Linked DNA regions of Mus musculus: regions 1 and 3 are each linked to region 2. The links are chromatin loops, found by intact Hi-C in ENCODE. Cell type or tissue: left cerebral cortex. All regions are shown on one strand. Region 1 overlaps Ubr4 (ubiquitin protein ligase E3 component n-recognin 4). Region 2 overlaps Iffo2 (intermediate filament family orphan 2). Region 3 overlaps Ubr4 (ubiquitin protein ligase E3 component n-recognin 4).

Region 1 (4,000 bases), 140 kb after region 2:
TCCTACCACTGCTTCATTACACTAGGGTTTGGTGACTGCCTCTCCAGCTAAACAAAGCTCCCATCTGCCAGATCATGGACACAGACACTCAACAAAACCCCAGGCAGCCCTGTTCAGCCTCACAAGTCTAGCTTGGGACTCTGTGGGCTCTCCCAAGAGGCTCATTGTATCAAACTTCAGGCTCCTACTTCTCGAAGCTGCAGTATGGCTTGAACCGCTCCACCAGGATCTGCATCTTCTCCACCTCTCCGAAGGACAGGTATGGGATGATACGCAGCAAGCCCTGTAGCACGCTAGGGTTGGATCGAACGAAGGTGCTGTTGATCTGGTCCAAGAGCATCACCAGTTGATCCTTGTCACCTGTGAGGAGGAGGTTGCCCTGCAATGGAAAAGGGTGGGAATAAAGATGGTGGCTGTAGCCAAGAACTGACCCCCCCAAAGTTGCCACCCCCACCAGACAGAACTGTTCCTTAGCGCTTGCTGGGGACAATAAGCAGCCTGGGTCCCCCTGATGAGTATCGGAGCTACTGTGATGGTTCTCAGGTAGCCAAACTACACCAATACAATGCCCTGCTCCCCCAGGAGAACAGAGACGGCTATAGACTCCTGGGACCATAGGCCTGGCCAAATCACCAACCCCGAGAGGCAGGAAGATCCAGATGCACATAGGGGAGACTGATTTCAACCCCGAGGCCTGACTGCACCACTCACAAGTCAGGCCAACTGTAGGGTAGAGGGTTGAGCTACAACACTGCCTGTTCAGCCAGGTCATGCCCGGCTTCCATCAGTGAGTGCCTTCAACCTGACAGAGTATCCTTGGCAGCTTCGTTTCTCTAAATGCAAAAGTTTCAGGCTCAGCGCAATGATATAGCCCTAAGTAGAAACTGGCCATTTCTAACAAGAGAGGGCTTAGCCATTCTGGGCTGAAATCAGCTAGCTCCAGATAAGCCCACTGCAGGTTCCCAGTGTTTGTGGGCAGAAGGACTAGGCCCCACTCACCTTGTCCTCACTCAGGGGCTCTGCGTTGGATTCATCTAGAATGATCTCCATGATGCTTAGCACCTGCTCAGCCACAGCTGCTCCTCCGCTGTCCTTGCTCTCTTGCTCGGCTACCAGAGCCTGAAGGGGGGAGCCAGGGCACAGTCGGTCACTTGTGAGTGAGCTCCACTGCCTTCCATGGTCTTAAGCCAGGGGCTGCATGTGCACCCATGCATGTAAGTGTGTGTGCCCTGAGACGCACAATTTTTCTGCAGTGTTGATTCTGTTCTACAGAATTCCTGCTCCTGGTCTTGAGTCTACACCCAGCACAGGGGCAGGAAGCTCTGCAGAGCACGAGTTTGGGTCATCTGGAAAGTGAGCTGAAGGAGCAGGCTTGGTACTGCAATCTCTCATTGGCGCCAAAGCTCCCTGTCCATCGTCTGCAGCCCACACTGCTTACCAGGTTCAGAGTCCCCAGCATGACATTCAGAGTGTTCGTCTCCAGCTTGACCAGCTGCTGCCGGTTGACTTTGACCTTCACACAGTAACTGAAGAGCTTCAGCAGCACCTGCAAGAGAAGCCAGCCCAGAGGTCCACGAGAGCATCCGGGAGCAGACGGCATACAAGCCACAGCCACAGAAAAGGGTCTGGGCCAGTGCTGATCAACCTTCCTAGTGCTGCAACCCTCTAAGACAGCTCCTCATGGCACGGGGACCCCAACCCCCTAATACAGCATGGCATGGGGACACCAAAAATAACATTTTTGTTGCTACTTCATAGCTGTAATTTTGCTACTGTTATGAACTGTAATGTAAATCTCTGAGATGCAGGAAAGCTGGTATGTGACTCCCGAAGGGTCTTGACCCATGGGCTGAGAACCACTGCTCTAAGTGACTTCTCAATTAGCAGGCACTCCTCCTGAAGAGCAAGGAGAGGTGATCCTGGGCTCTCATTCCAGGTCACCATCTTAAGTGGCAACATTCTCCCGAGTGATTCTTAATAAATCAGGTGGTGTTCCATTATCCCAGGGAAACCCAGCACCAATCTAATCTCTGAACTAGCAGCAGACAGAAAACCCTGGCACACACAGCCTATGGAGGCCTAAAACCAGGTAGGCCATCTGAATAACACGAGAGTGTTTGTCCTTGTAAAGCTCACAAGGTAGACATTAGTGAAGTCTCTGTGGTGACTTTGGAATGCCCTGACTAGTGAGACAGATGACCCTCTAAACAGCAGCCAATGACGGAGAAATGAGTTACGTTACAAGAATAAAGGCAATCGTAAACCAACAATGACTGGCACAAGAGCAGTTACAGGGGAGAAACAGTCATGGTTCCTGAGACCTGAAGAGGTACCGGAGAAGACCGCCACAGCCCAGATCTAAGGGAGCCGGCCAGGAAGAGAGCAGTGGGAGGCTTAGCTGTCCAAGGTGTGGTGAAAGCCAGCACTAGTCCCTGCTGTACCACACTGCCCTCTAGTGTCAAGTGGCTTAATGACCTCAGCTTCTCGGAGAGAGCCTGGTCCTGTCATACTGCCCACAACTCACTGTTAGAAGGTGGCGTCCCTGCTTAAAATCTTTGACTCCTGCCAGTCTGTTCAACATGCACTGCAGACCCCCACACTGGGCCATCACACCGGCCATTCTGTACACTTCCTCTTCATCTTCTTCTTCATCTGGGAGAAAAGGGAGACCAGAGGAGCACAAGTTCAAAATGGGAGTAAGTGCTTAGATCAGAACACACAGCCCTCTCCTGGGCTGAGGGCATACAGCCCTTTCCCCGGGCTAGAACTAAGGTCATTACTATAACCGACCTGTACTCACTCCCTTAGGGGCCTTGCTCAAGGCTTAAGTCAACTACAGTTTTCTGCCATTACAGCAAAGCCCTAGCAAATACCACTGAGAGCCAAGGTGGAGAGAAGTCTGAACACAAGCCTGCTAACTGCATCTTTCCGACAGCCTGAACGGTTTCATCCCAATAGGGAATCGGCCCACAGATGCCTGTCTTCCTCCCCGACAACTGTGATGCAGAGCACAGGCTACTGTACTCTGGGACATGCTTGCTCTGGCCTGAGTCCAATATGCAGCATCATATATGGAGAGGGCCATACCTGTGGTGGAGTCCAGGGACTCGATAAACTCCTCGGTGGCATCGCCCAGGAGCCCCCGCATTCGATAAACAATCCTCATGGGCTCTCCCTAAGCAGAGAAAAGTTGGAAAGGTAGACATGAACAGGCCTAGAAACCACTGTAAGCCTTCACCCTGGGACCTGCTCAGTGCCTTGGTGATGTGAGCCTCCATCTCTCTAACAAGACAGGGACTGGAAGTCTCTGAGACGCAAAGGCTGTAATTCACATGTGGAAGAGACTCACTCGGTTCAGTGCCTGCTGCAGGCCAGGCCCCGTGAGAAGCGCTGCAGCAGACACACAATCCTACTGGATTCCATTGGAGCACTGGGTAAGCAAGCGCTCCAACAGCTACTTCCTAGGCTAGAAGTAAAGGCTCAATTCTAAGACTGTGCTGATCTCAGGAAGAGTTCTCTCAGCCCACAGAGGATCATAATCCAAAGGACACAGGACAAACAACTGTATCTGAACCAAAGAATGTAGTACACATTTCAGGCACGCAGAGCACGTCTCTGCCCACAGACAGCAGGCTCTCTCTTCATCACAGAGATAAGGAGGAATTAACCAGCAGCTTAACACACACAGCCTGCACGGGACAGGAGGGAGCTGCTGGGAGAGGCTGCCTATGCCAGGCATCAAAGCTGCGGCCTGCAGAGGTCCAGCCTCAGTTCAGAGAAAAGCAGAGGCACAATGTCACGCATGCCTCCCTGAAGCTGTCTGACCGAGCTGACAAAATGATGGACCTCTCCAGACAGGAAGGAAAGCCACAGCAGCCACACAAGGCCATGGTGATTAACAGCAGCTCCACTTGGCCAGTCTTGAGGACAGAAAGGCAGCCCACCCACCCACAGCTCCTGCAGAGAAAGCAAGCACATACCTCATTGGTCGCACACCACA
Region 2 (4,000 bases):
CTAGACTGTGAAGAGCACTCACTGCTCTTGTAGAGGACTGGAGATCCGTTCCCAGCACTCACATGGCAGCTTAAAACTGCTAACACTGGTTCCAGGGCCCCAGCATCCTCCCCAGGACTCCACAGGCACTCCATGCATACAGGGCATAGACACATATGCCGGCAAAGCACTCATTCACATCAATAAAATCCCCTCAAAGGGACTGGAGAGATGTCTCAGCTTAAGGGCACTGACTGCTCTTCCAGAGGTCCTGAGTTCAATTCCCAGCAATCATGTGATGGCTCACAACCATCTGTAATGGGATCTGATGCCCTCTTCTGGTGTGTCTGAAGACAAAGACAGTGTACTCACATCCGTAAAATAAATAAATAACTTTTTAACAACCTCAAAATCAATCTCTCTCTCTCTCTGTGTCTGTGTGTGTGTGTGTACAAATCGAGTATGCATGCACACATGTATCCTTTAGACATGATTCTGGTCAAAAGAAGAATGGTTGTCCTGCCCCATGTTGAGTAGGGTAAATGCAGGCACACTCCTGACAGATGAGGAGAGCACAGCTCAGGAGGAAACACACTTGCCCAAAGCCACCACTGCTGTGAAGCAGAAGAAGGACTGCGACCCAGACCTGCTGGCTCCCTACAGCTTTTGAAGCCAACTAAGACCAGCCTCAAACCTGGAGGGTAGCTTGTTTGTTAGCTTCATTTCACAGGTCAGCAAACTGAGACTCGGGGAAGACTGGGTGTCCTTCTGACTGGATCTATGCTAACACTGGATTTAAATTAAAAATCCAAGTAACTTTAGAGGCTTTCTGGCTAGAGTAGGAGGAACAAGACTAGTTATATGTGGTTTTGCCCAGGACTGGTTTCCAAGATGCACAGATTACTACAACTGGGGGCCCCTTAAAGACTATTGCATCTGCTCAATGTGGTAGTGCAGGCCTTTAATCCCAGCACTCAGGAGGCAGAGACAGGTGGATCTCCTGAGAGTTCCAGGGCAGCCAGGACTATAGAGGAATCATGTCTCAAAACAACCAAACAAAAACAACAACAAAATCACAAAAGAATCCTGGGATTTCAGGCTTGCGCCACCATGCCAGGCTCTGAGAGTTTGTTTGTTTTCTTCCTTCCTTCCTTCCTGATTGATTTATTTTTATTTTAGGCACATTAGTGTTCTGCCTGCTTGTATCCTGTATGTGAGGGCATCAGATATCCTGTAATTAGAGTTATAGACAGCTGTGATTTGCCATGTGTGTGTGTGCTGGGAATTGAACCCAGGTCTTTTGGAAGAACAGCCAGTACTCTTAACCGCTGAGCTATCTCTGCAGCCCTTGTGCTCTGAGGCTCAGTGGCACAGGACTGTAGACTTCCCTCTGGGGAGTCTCCCTTTGTTTATGCCTCCCCATTCTCCATTCTTTCCTGGCTCTTTTAGAGCTCTGCTCTACCTCACTCAACAAAGGTATGAGTTGGGGGCCAAAAGACAATGACACGGAAGGATTTCTGATTTAAAAAAAATAATAATAAAATAAAATAAAAAGGCTTCCTAGAGCGCCCCCTTGAGGTAGGCCAGGCTTGTTCCCTTGCCCAATAGCAATTCTTGTAGCAGCCCCTAGGTGGCGCCTGTGAGTCAGGAAATAAGCTTGGAGGGGTTTATTGGAAAAGGAGGCGATTCTGAGCCTCTGGGGTCCATCCATCAGCACATCCCATGGTCCACTACTGACGGCACTTCCTTTCCAGCGTCTGAGATCTGAAGGAAAGCCCCGCTGAGGGATGGCTAGCCAGAACAGACAGGAAGACGGATGAGAGCAGAAACGGAAAGAGCCCCCACCCTCACCCGGGGACTTTGGAAGGATGTCGAAAATTCTCCTCTCAGCCTTAGTCTGAAGCCCAAGCTACTGATTTGGATCAAAACAACACAGAGTTCTGACACGGGTGTGTCATTCTAAGGCTTCACTAAAACTGGCTGGGGGGGGGGAGGGGGGAGAGGGGGGGGTGGAAGGGGGTAGGGTGGGGTGGGGTGGGGGTAACCACCAGGCTGGGCCATGCATGGGCTCATGGAAATACCAGGTGGGATCTGAAAAAAAGAAACCACTGAATCAGCTGCTAACACCAGCTAGAGGAACAGAACAGTGGTAGGGATGAGCAAAGAATTTTTTTTTTTAACTTAGGCAACTTTAAAGCCAGACAAATCTAATTAGACACCGAACCCTGTCAACGCTCGGGTGCCCACCACATGAGGGGGTCACTTCTCTACTGCTCATAACTAAATGCTTTTTGCACACCCAAGAGGGAGCCCTCGCCAGAGGCGCCCCCAACTCAGCTCTCTGGATGGATACCTCTGCTCTGCACCTCCTTTCTGACCAGATTAACCATCCCCTGGGGACTCCATGAAAATAGATAATTGATTTCTTCTGAGGAGCCCTTTTATTCAACAAAACGAAGGAGATTTGGGGGTGTCTGCACATCAAAGAATGATTCAGGCTCAGGAGTTCCCAGAGCAACACTGGAAAAAGCTGGACCCAAGCCACATTTCTTTTCAAAAGCCTAGGGATACAGAGTGCTTGCCTGGGGGGGAGGGGGGGCTGGGTTTGATTCCCCAGTACTACATAAACCAGGCTTGGGTCCCAGTACTCAAGGGGTAGAGACAGGAAGATCAGAGTTCAAGGCCATTCTAGACTACATAGCAAGTTTGAGGCTAGCCTGGGCTACACGAACCCCTCTCTCAAAAACAAAAACAAAAACAAAAGAGGTGGGGGGGGTGGAGGCATGTCCTCTTGTCAGCAGAAGTGAGAACATAAGATCTGGAGGGATACTCAAGCTGAAAGATGAACCAAGGGACAAGGCATGTCCAGCCTTGTCTCAGGTCTGTCTTGAGGGGAGAGCTCCCAACTCCACCCTGCTCATCCTGAGCATGTGACTAAAGCCAAAGAAACAGCAGACAGCAACAGTGGGGCGCAGATGGAAGATGGACATCTCTCCCAAGCAGGAGGGTGGCTAAGGGGACAAAGCACTAAACCACGTATGTAGGTCTGGCTCGCCCTACTCTGTGCCCCTGAAGTGCTTCCCTTGTATGGAGCTCAAGGAGCTGGTGGCCTGTCAGATGCTGCCAATGGTGACCGGGCAGAACTCTCAGAGTCCAAGTGCCTGAGAGTGTGGGGCTACCAGCCCTGCCCTTAACTCACCCAGGGTCCTCACCCTATCCTACCTAGGGGTGCCATTTGTATTCAAGTTAAAAATGGATCTGGGTTCAGAACAAAGCACCAACTAGGCCAAGGCCACAGTGCTACCAGGGTGACATACTCAATAGGTTTTGGTACACCAGTTCTCTCTATGGTTTGTTTTTGGTAAGGTGTCCTAAAGGGTGGCATGTGTCAATTTCTTACAATGACAAAGTCTAAGCTACCAATGTGACATCACTGAGCCTGCACACAGACAGCATGCACACACAGAGACACACACACACACAGAGACAACACACACATACAGAAGCATGCGCATATACACATATACACAGACAGCACACATACACAGACACACAGATAAGACGCACACACACAGATAGCACACACACACACCCATAGAGACACCCACAGAGACAGTACACACAGACCATGCACACACACACACACACACACACACACACACACACACCTCCCAAGGGGTGGAACCAGCTGTATCTGGCCATTACCTATACACTCAGGCCAGACTCTGCCGATTAGCCAGAACCTCCTGGCGAGGGAATACTAGTGAGTGACAGGTTGTGGTCTGAATCCTAACTCTGTCAGACACTGCTGAGCCTCCCCAGAGCCTTCAAAAGGTTAACAATGACCCTGTGTGCTTGGTGAAGGTCTGGAGTTAGCCAAGTGTCATTTCATGGAGGACACTTGGTGACTATGAAGACTCTTCCCATGAGCCATGCGTGGGTCAGCTCACCAGCCCACCAAGAGAGACTGGAAGATGGGTGTGTGTGATGCATGGCTGAAAACAGCCCATTAAGGTGACAC
Region 3 (4,000 bases), 120 kb after region 2:
CACATGCCTGGCTCCTAATCCTGGCTCTCTGGGCTTGTTGGGGAGGCCAGAGGATGAGTGGCAGCCAAACACTGGTCAGGGAAGGGAGGTACCCCACCTGAGACAGGAAACAGGCCAGCAGAATGAAAGGAAAGAGAGCAACTGCTAAGGTGACCGAGCTCTGCTGGCCGAGCATGCACACATGCACATGAGTGGTACTTTTGTCCATTCTGAGATTGTGGCTGACCTGGTTCCTAAGGCCCCTACTTTGGCTGTTCATATCTCCTTTACAGCCTGTGTTGCTGCAGTGACAGTGCCTGTCAAAATATCACAATGAGGTGGAAGAGATCCTCACATAAATAGGGCAGGAGCCCTACCCTACAGGGCCCCATGGAGGAAACCATTACCCTTGGGAAACACTACCAGCCTCAAGGTCTCAGGTGACCCAGACCCACCTGTACCCTCACTGTCTCACGGGGGAGGGGAGGGTTCAGACACCAAACAAAACTGGGTCTTCGCTCTTCCCTTCCCTGATATGTCTCCAGGGAGGCTCCTATGGGATGCCTCCAACTTTAAAGAATTAGTGTCCTGGGACCCTGCGATCAGGCAGTGGGAGGGGCCATTTGAGATGGGAAAGGTCCAGTAGCTGAACAGTAGTGGGGGCCCTCCAAGGCTGTGCGTGATAAGGGGGCTGTCTCCCTCTGAGAGGCATCACCACCACCATCCATCTCAATGCTGATGTCAGACAGAATGAAGGCAGAGTCTGGCCCAGCCCCTGACCCTAGTGGGATGTGGACACACAGCCTCCTCCTCCTCCCAAATTGGGTCCTATACTTGGAGAGCTGGAGGCCAGGAAGGACATGAGGATGACGGTACCAGTGGCTTGAGTAGTGTTTAAAAGGAATGGCCTTTCTGTGGACTGACTTCAGACCTCACTAGGCCTAACAGCTGGCCTCAATCCCTTGGGTCCTGTGGCTGAGCAGAGTGGCTCCAGAAAGGAGAGCTTGGCTCGTCTGACGTCCTCCAGTGCTCCTGCCTAGGGGTTGCAGGTATGGGGCGACGTCCACTGCCCAGCCTGTTTTCCATTACCATTCAGACACAGCCAAGGCCCAGCCCTAGGATGCAGCACGGACCTGCAGGGCTACAGTGTTAGCAGCTTTTCTGGGACGGTGCAGAAGCACTGGCAAGTGCTCTTGGGCTTGACAAGGGAATCAAGACAAACGTGGGCTCGGCCCAAGATCCTTGGAGGACTTGTCTTGTGTACTCTTATTGGTAAGGGATGGAGTGCTACTCAAGTTGAACAGAGCAGAGGGTGGTGGCTCCACTGTAGACACACAAGCATGTCTGTCAGCTGTCCTGCAGAAGGCCCTGTCCTGGGGCAGGCTGGCTCCAGACGGCACACAGCAAGCAGCAGAGGGTGTTAAAAGTCTTTTGAGAACTTCAAGAAGGGAAACTACTTCCGACAGAGGTCATCACTGCTGAGCCCATGTTAAAAATGCCCAGGAAGAGGAAGAGCCAGATAGTCAGCTGTGAGAGCGCTCTGTGCTGCCTGGCGTCTCGGCTGACTGGGTGTTGCTTCCCCAGGCAGCTGCAGCTGAATGGCCAGGAGCCAGCCCTGAGTTGTGTTTTGTCTCCGTGGGACACTGTGAGTGCCTGGTTTGATGATGTTTTATCTGCTATTGCTACTTTGTAAGCTCACTCAAAACCAAAAGCTCGGCTCTAGCAGGTTCTTGTCCGGAGAGACTCGTGCTCTGGGGGCTTTGGTCAGCCTTCTGATGGGGCCGCATTAGTAATGGATGATCATAAACATGCCTTGGCCTACAGTGGTCCCCTTGCACTGGCAGCCCCGGCCCCACATGAAGTTGCTCCAGTTTACTAAGTGACAGGACAGTGGCTGACCCTCCCTCAATGTCTAAACTACCTCTCTGGAGTCCAGCAGGACAGACAAGTATGTGTAGGGGGATCCAAAAGAACAATGCCAAGGTCCCCACCTTACTTGCTGAACCCAAGTTATATGAGAAAAAGCTGCAGAATCTAAGCAGCTGGGAAAGCAGCCCTCTTCCAAGGAGATGCTATGTCTTTCCTCCAGGGCAGGCTGGCCCCAGGCTGCATCAGGAAGGGAAGCCTGCCTGGCAGTTCCAGGGCTAACTCAACCCCCAGTTGCTTGTGCTCTGGCCTGCCAGGGCTTTGGGACAGCACCCAAACAAACTGCCTTTGTCTCTCTGTTAGAGCTAAGCACAATACTCTTGCCTTTTGGCTGCAAAGGCTCTGGGGAAGCAACATGGTGCCTTGGTTGTGGAAGTCATCCAAAGGAGACCAGAGGCATCACAGGCCCAGATGGTCTGGTCCAGGGAGCAACCTTGTGAACCAGACATTCAGAGGGGCTGATGTCACCAAAGCCTTTGGTTGATGGGAGTTAGCCAGCTCTTCCTCCCGACAGGCTGTGACTGGGTCAGCCTTTTGCTGAAGTCTGAGAAAGGCTCTCAGGAGCCAGGAGGTGGGGGCAGGTCTCAGAGGTCCAGATACTAAGTTCAGAGGCGCCTCACCTGTCAACTGAGGTCTCAGCAGGCGACTTGGGGTGCAGAACAATGCACAGGCTCTTCCTAGGGCGGTGGGCAGAAGAGCCCTAGCAGTGGACACAGCTATTCTCACTATTCTCACCCTTCCCTGAAGTCTCTCCTCTCTGCCTGGCAGCCAGCAGGAGACTGTCAAATGCTTTCAAGGCCTTTGAAGTAGATGCTGACCAGGGCCTGCTCTGCTGAGCCCTCTTTTGGCTAGGGACAAAAAAACCATCAGACCCCAGAGAACACAATTCAACTCCAGCAGTCTTCCTGGTGTGTCACTGCAAGGCTGTGAGTTCACTGGAAAGCACTGGGCAAGCAGCAGCTAGACCCCTTTCCAATGTGTACTAAGTCATTCATTTATTTCAAGATGTACACACTCAAGCTGGCCGGGACAGCTCACAGCTCCTAGGTACGTATAGGTCCTTCAATGGCTTGAGCTACAGACAACTTCATAGCCTGCGCAGCACACACACACACGTGATAGAACAGGAAGCCTACAGACCCCAAACCACTCCGAGAAAACTGAGGGAGGAGGGGGTGCTAATGCAGCATCCGTGGGGGAAATGAGTGCACACGGAGAGATGAATGAGGGGAGAATGCAAGCTAGCTTCAATCTCATTTCCATGGGGATGGTCAGGGGACTGAGTTCAACAGGTCCTTTAGGAAGCTCTCTGGATCGGTGATTTCTGATAGAAGACCTGGAAAGCAAAGACAGTGTGAGTGGGAGTAGCACAGGGCCCCCAGCCCCACCGAGTCACAGAAGCCTGGTTCACGAATAGGATATACTGTGCCAGCATGCTCTGATGGGATTCCAGCAATGGAGGGGAGGTGACCACTGTGTGACTAATACTCTGCTTGAGAAGTGGGTGCTGCTAGGACAGTGTGGCAGATACCATTTTAAATTCCCTGGAGTGGAGGATTTCCACCTGTCCAGGGGTCACTCAAGGGGCTATAAAATACTGCAACTCCCAAGTTTTTCTTTCTTGTCTTGTTCCTGATCCCAGACTGGCCTCAAACTCACTATGTAGCTGACAACCTCCTTTGAACTTCTGTGCTACTATGCCTGGTATATATGGTGCTGGAGGGACAGAACTCAGTGTTCCATGCATCCCAAGCAAGCAAGCACTCTTCCAGCTGAGCCACACTCCCCTACCCCAGAGTGGTGATGTGCGTGTGTGTGAACATGGTCTTTCTCCATGGCCCTCGCCTTCTTTTCTAAGATTGGTTCTCTCACTGAACCTAAAGCTCACCGGCTGGCTAGACTGGTTGGCCAGCAAGCTCAGCCTGGGATCCTACTAGAGGCAGTTTCCCAGCGCTAGAGTTACACCTGCACCTGGCTTTTCTGGGGATCAGAACTCAGAGCCTCATCCTCAGCCTTTGTCATTTTAAACTGGTCAAAGAAAGGCAAATGCTGATGGTCTTATGGGCTGAAGGTCAGAGCAGGACAGAGGCCTCTG

What was found. Peaks named below come from ENCODE experiments on the same cell type or tissue, not always from the same donor. Only the 100,000 strongest peaks of a DNase experiment are listed, where the experiment ranks them.
Region 1: a loop joins it to region 2, with 3 times the contacts of the local background. A loop is called at or near these places in 19 of 42 quality-filtered maps.
Region 3: a loop joins it to region 2, with 2.5 times the contacts of the local background. A loop is called at or near these places in 7 of 42 quality-filtered maps.

What each region holds. Positions count from the first base shown.
Region 1 is chr4:139,468,851-139,472,850 of GRCm38, reverse strand. It overlaps Ubr4 (ubiquitin protein ligase E3 component n-recognin 4), which reads right to left. Exons shown (of 106, transcript NM_001160319.1): 90 at 3,981-4,000; 91 at 3,088-3,175; 92 at 2,525-2,652; 93 at 1,439-1,546; 94 at 1,000-1,119; 95 at 189-379. Among named protein-coding and RNA genes, the nearest start is that of n-TVaac1, 40 kb to the right of the region's middle. In left cerebral cortex, a CTCF peak has its summit at 2,452 (motif pointing left); a DNase peak (open chromatin) is centred at 2,449.
Region 2 is chr4:139,609,444-139,613,443 of GRCm38, reverse strand. All of the region lies in intron 5 of Iffo2 (intermediate filament family orphan 2), which reads right to left. Among named protein-coding and RNA genes, the nearest start is that of Aldh4a1, 11 kb to the left of the region's middle. In left cerebral cortex, no CTCF peak of the experiment used is centred here; DNase peaks (open chromatin) are centred at 1,614 and 2,422.
Region 3 is chr4:139,488,408-139,492,407 of GRCm38, reverse strand. Ubr4 (ubiquitin protein ligase E3 component n-recognin 4) reads right to left here. Exons shown (of 106, transcript NM_001160319.1): 106 at 2,875-3,241. The coding sequence ends at 3,177. Among named protein-coding and RNA genes, the nearest start is that of n-TVaac1, 60 kb to the right of the region's middle. In left cerebral cortex, no CTCF peak of the experiment used is centred here; DNase peaks (open chromatin) are centred at 1,553 and 2,206; H3K27ac peaks cover 728 bases.